2 separate regions of the Homo sapiens genome follow, and region 2 is linked to region 1. The links are chromatin contacts, found by Hi-C or POLR2A ChIA-PET in ENCODE. All regions are on one chromosome and are shown on one strand. The core of a region is the stretch at or near the end of the contact, and the rest is flanking DNA. Distances in the headings are between cores, read along the strand shown.

The links. A loop is a pair of places that touch in the nucleus more often than their neighbours do. ChIA-PET counts read pairs that join two places held with the same protein, here RNA polymerase II (POLR2A).
Region 2: a map with no recorded cell type shows a loop between it and region 1 (5-fold over the local background). The contact joins two enhancer-like sites. A Hi-C loop is called at or near these places in 1 of 37 single-sample maps with no recorded cell type. POLR2A ChIA-PET finds 5 or more read pairs at or near these places in 1 of 52 experiments (HEK293).

The regions. Positions count from the first base shown.
Region 1 is chr2:241,931,708-241,934,407 of GRCh38, forward strand. The region is part of intron 2 of LINC01237 (long intergenic non-protein coding RNA 1237); the gene reads left to right. Among named protein-coding and RNA genes, the nearest start is that of FAM240C, 33 kb to the left of the region's middle. Within about 2 kb of position 1,309, at least 11 of the 41 ENCODE cell types and tissues checked have a DNase peak (open chromatin) inside an H3K27ac peak, as active enhancers do.
Region 2 is chr2:241,984,283-241,987,042 of GRCh38, forward strand. All of the region lies in intron 3 of LINC01237 (long intergenic non-protein coding RNA 1237), which reads left to right. Among named protein-coding and RNA genes, the nearest start is that of LINC01238, 15 kb to the left of the region's middle. RefSeq lists an enhancer at 724-1,260. Within about 2 kb of position 1,374, at least 6 of the 41 ENCODE cell types and tissues checked have a DNase peak (open chromatin) inside an H3K27ac peak, as active enhancers do.

The DNA of each region.
Region 1 (2,700 bases), core at 59-2,558:
AAAATGCCTGTAGTCCTGAGGCTGAGCTGGAAGTCTCGGTACCAATGCAGGAAAGAAACAGTGGCTCACCAAGCAAGCTGAGTCCAGGCACCTTCTGTGAATTTGTTCCTCCCTGGGAGGAAGCAAAGCTCCCTGCAGACATGGCTGCTTCTAGCTTGGGGCCAGGGAAGGGACAAAGGGACCCTCCTAACATCGGTCAGGAGGCGTAGAGAACTCAGAGTAGGTGCCCACAACTGAAGCCCCTTGATGCCGCAACCCTGCGCCTCTGGGTGCTGAGAGCAGAAGCCCCTTGGCCCCTCAGGAGGGGGCCTCACTCATCCCCTGCTCAGTAGTGGGTGAGGGACAGTGTTTCCTTCTGGAAGCGGCCCAGCGAGTGCAGAGGGGACAGGCCCGGAATGGCAGTGCTCTGGAGCCCCTGTGGGAGTGGTCCTGGTGGAGATCCACCGCCGTGAGTACCCCAGAGAGGCCTCGGGCGCCAGGTGCCCTGGTGGACTGCACAGCCCCCCTTGAAAAGTCTCCCTGACACTAAGTTGACCCATGACCTGATAAAGCCTCCATCTCTAACCCCCAGTGCAGACCACTCTGGCTCTCACAAAGGCTGCGGCCACAGACCTCAGACAGCAGCTAGGCTGAGTGGGGAGTGGGCAGGTGGTGCCTGGCTGGTGGTGCCCCTCCCCTCCAGCCCCCTGACCCCTCAACTTAAATGTACAGTTGCAGGGACCTGCTTGGGAATTAGTATCCTGGGAGGGTTGTGGGCACGTTGCCTCTTCCCCTCCTGGACCCTTCCCCTTCCTGGAAACCTTGGCCTGGGGCGGGGTTTGGGGGTGGTGGTTTACGGGGCTTTCCAGAGCTCTCGGGACCCAGCCTTTATAGAGTTGACTTTCTCAGAGCCTTGTGAGGTGAGAGGTTCTGCACGGGGAGTAGAGCGCCCCACCCGGGAGTCCCCCGTCCTGCCTAGCTCCATGTGCAGGACGGCGCTGTGCGGCTCTAGGTGGAATGCACTGGGCTGGCCCTGCCGGCTATCTCAGCCCCGAGACCCACGAAGGCCCTGGCCGTGCTGTCCTCACATCAGCCCGGCCCTTTTCGTCCGGCGTGGAGAGTTCCAGCCTTTACGGTTGTCCAGGGCCGCGGAGGTAGCCAGGGCAGCATCCTGTTCCAGCACATCTCAGCCTCCCTGGGACAGGGGTCGCCGCTAACCTTGCGCCTTCCAACCAGGCAGCCTTCCCACGGGCCCATCCCTCCAGAAGGCCATGCCTTGGCTGGAACCAGCAGCTTTATTTAGCAAGGTCCCGGGTCCAGGCTGCCCTGTGACTCACAGGTAGCCGCCATGCCCGTAGGGGAACGGGATGACCCAGGATGCAGGCCCAGGAGCGGCTGCTACGCGGGAGGGGCTTCAGGATGACAAAACCCAGTGCCTTGGCCTCAGCAGGTGGACAGAACTGACCACAGTAAGGGTTTCAGAAGCAGACATCAGACTCAGCTGGTCCTCCTCCACCCGGAGGAGCACAGGCCACTCTTCCTCTGAGCTTTGCCCAGCTCATGCCCAGCCCCAAGAATGCCCAGCCCCCTCTAATCCTCCCTGGTCAGGGACGCCTGCTCCCTTGTTGGGAAAGCTTCACAGCCTCTGAGTGGCCAACACTTGGCCTCTGTGTCTGCCCCAGAACAGGAGGATGTGGAACGGGGTGTGGCTAGGCATCTGAGCAGGGCTTTAATTAGCTGATGTCAGCTGAACTCCAGTGCCTGGTTTAACGGCAGAAACAAATCTTTTGGTTGAAGTTCTTTCAAAAGGAGAGAGAGAAATTCATTCTGAAGCTACTCTGCAGACCAAACACACCAAGGGAACATTCTAGAGAGAAAACAACTCATTAAAACATTCCCAAAGCTAGTTTTGAAACCAAAGACAGGTATTTTGAAAAAATGTATTCATTTTACTTTTGAGTTTATGATGACAAATGTTACACACAAGCAGAGAGAGTGAGATAAAGACAGTCATAAAATGCTGTTTATTTTAGGCATTTAAATTCCTTTCTGCTCAAAGGAACAGCGTGAACGGAATGCAGAGCAGACGCTGATCGAGCTGGATTCCTTTTCTCACTGAATGCTCTTTTGGTTCAATGAGATTCTGTGAGTGCATCTCCGAGTAGGGGCTGAGGGCACAGCTCTCCTGGCTCCTCTGCTCGGTTACATCTACACAGTGAATACGCCCCAGGTCCCAGCCTGGGATCCACAGAATCTTGATATTTTCCACTTCTGGAAAATAAACTTCTGTTTTCTCCAGTTCAGCTGAGCTGAACATCTACAATGTCTGGCTTTACAGGTTTTGATGCTGAAAATATTTTTTATTTTTTATTTTTTTTTTGAGACAGAGTCTCACTCTGTTGCCAGGCTGGAGTACAATGGTGCCATCTTGACTCACTGCAACCTCTGCCTCCCGGGTTCAAGCTATTCTCCTGCCTCAGCTTCCTGAGTAGCTGGTACTACAGGCGTGTGCCACCATGCCCAGGTAATTTTTGTATTTTTAGTAGAGACGGGGTTTCACCATGTTGGCCAGGATGGTCTCGATCTCATGACGTCATGATCTGCCCACCTCGGCCTCCCAAAGTGCTGGGATTACAGGTGTGAGCCACCATACCTGGCCGAAAATATCTTTTACTTATTCGAAAGAGATTCAACAAAAGGCTCTTCAGACCTCAATCAGAA
Region 2 (2,760 bases), core at 124-2,623, 53 kb after region 1:
TGTGTGTGTGTGTGTGAGAGAGAGAGAGACAGAGAGGAGAGAGGGGGTCTTGGTAACCTTTAGGTCACATTTGGCAGTTTAAACATAAACCTGCTTCCAAATTAACTGGCTTTGGAGACGTCTGTGACTCGTGGGCACACCCTGCCCCTGAGTGGAGAATCTCACCATCAGCTTCTCCGGCTGTTGACGCACTGATCGGCACCCACTGACACTGAAAGGATGCCGATTTGTTTCTGAACCGTGAAATGTTGATCTGATTCTGTGTCATGACATTCTGCTGACTTGCTTCTGAATCACGAAGCTTTGCTGGTTTGTTTCGGAATCATGAAGCTTTCTGATTGCCTTGCATGGAGACGTTTTAGCCCTCACGGTATGATCTGTGTGCACTGGCTGTGCCCTCCAACCTGTCCCCCCATGAGAAGGATGCCTCTGTTGTGAGGAGTCCCCTCCCTTCTCCTAAACTTTTCCAGAAAGTCTTCCACCTAGTAGCCGACCCCAGAACATGCTCAGTTCTGTGGGCGTCTTCCCAAGTGGATCCCCATGTTCAGCTTCCAATAAAACTTTATCCAGTCACTTCTGCCTGCACAGCCTTAGTTTCCATCAGAAGTCTACACGTGTGTATGTGTATAGACACACACACACACACGTGCACACGTGCACACACATGCACGTTTTGTGTCTGGCTATTTTCACTTACAATTTTTTTTTTTGTCAGCCTAACAGGTGAATCTGATTTTGATTCTTTAGATGCTGCCTAAGGAAGTTGAAGAAAAAAATTCCTTTTTTTGTAGTAGCTGGATCTGTATCCAAAATTTAACGTATTGTAGCTCTCCTGCTGTGCCAGGCTCAGTTTGTTTTAAAGATTTCCCAGAGGGGACGACTCAGAAAGAGGCTCTGAGGGTGTGGCATCCTCTGCACACTTTGGGTGCCACCAGCTGACGTGTGACTGTGACTTCACGGGTGGTGCCCCGGCCTCATATGCTTCGTGGTTCTCTGTCTCACTCCTGCTCACGGGCGATGCCCTGGCCTCACGTGCCTCGTGGTTCTCTGTCTCACTCCTGCTCACGGGCGGTGCCCCGGCCTCACGTGCCCCGTGGTTCTCTGTCTCTCTCCTGCTCACAGGAAGTGCCCCGGCCTCACGTGCCCCGTGGTTCTCTGTCTCGCTCCTGCTCATGGGCAGTGCCCCGGCCTCACGTGCCCCGTGGTTCTCTGTCTCTCTCCTGCTCACAGGAAGTGCCCCGGCCTCACGTGCCCCGTGGTTCTCTGTCTCTCTCCTGCTCATGGGCAGTGCCCCGGCCTCACGTGCCCCGTGGTTCTCTGTCTCTCTCCTGCTCACAGGCGGTGCCCTGGCCTCACGTGCCCCGTGGTGCTCTGTCTCGCTCCTGCTCATGGGCAGTGCCCCGGCCTCACGTGCCCCGTGGTTCTCTGTCTCTCTCCTGCTCACGGGCGATGCCCTGGCCTCACGTGCCCCGTGGTTCTCTGTCTCTCTGCTGCTCATGGGCAGTGCCCCGGCCTCACGTGCCCCGTGGTTCTCTGTCTCTCTCCTGCTCACAGGCGGTGCCCTGGCCTCACGTGGCCCGTGGTGCTCTGTCTCGCTCCTGCTCACCTGCCGGGCTTTCGTCTCTGCCCAGGGATGAAACCATCATGTGGCTTAATTGATATTTTGTGAAAGCTGCAAATTATGTGTGCAGTCCTGTCAATAATTCCTATTGGCTGACTTTCTCTCTTCTCCAATATTCTACAACCATATGTACAGTCAAAGCTGTCCACCTTTTACATTCATGATTGATGCTCCATAAATATGCTGGCTAGATAAAGCCGCAGCTGTTAGGCAAAGGAAAGAAAGACACATTTATCTGAGACCCAAGGCAGCTGTCAAGCAGTGGGAATGGCCCTGAAGGCCATAAAGAACCCAGAATGACTGACCGGGATCCGGGTGGACAGGAGCGGGGGGGTGGACTCTGACCCCACCCACCCCCACACCTCCTATCCTTGCACTGTTCCGGGGATGAAGTGGATTTTGGGAGCTGGGCATGGGGCACAAACTCTCTCTAACAGCTGTGGTGGAACCAGGGCTCACTGCAAACCCCCTTTCCTGTTGGGACGCCTCATGGGCTGGACCCCATGAGGGCTCTTCAGAAAGGTGAGAACACGCAGTAAGACCTTTCTCCAAAGTTACCAAAGATGACAGCAACCCACGGTTAGCACAATTTTATAAAGACTGAAAACTTGCTGAGCCTGTGTAGTTAATAAGTGGAGACACAAGGCAAAATCCAATGATAAGCAAGTGAAGATCCATCGTTATGCGATGAACAGTATTTCCATGAAGTTCTGCTTAGTGAGAATAGAGATCACATGCTCCCTTCCATTTTTCAAACATTATTTCTTGTTCTTGCGGTCTGGAAGAAAATGACTGAAAGATTACTTTGTTTCTCTTTGATTCACTTTAAAAGATGTGGGAAAGGGAACGCGAGCTGCCCAGCTGCCCGGGAGACCAGGTTACCTTCCTTTACCCCGGAAGGCAGCCTGCCCTGCTACAGCATTGCCTCATGCTCCGATCACCACACACATCAATGGCAGGAGGAGAGGGTCAGGATAACTCGGGACGGACTCCTCCCAGGAGCTCCCTGGGCGAAGGCGGTCCCATCGGGGAAGCGGGATTCCCTCCTCCAGTAGGGAAGAAGCACCCTCAGCAAGGAGACTGCCGAGGCGTGGGGACGCTCTGCTCTGCGTTTGTGGAAACCAGGCACTCGCCTGGCA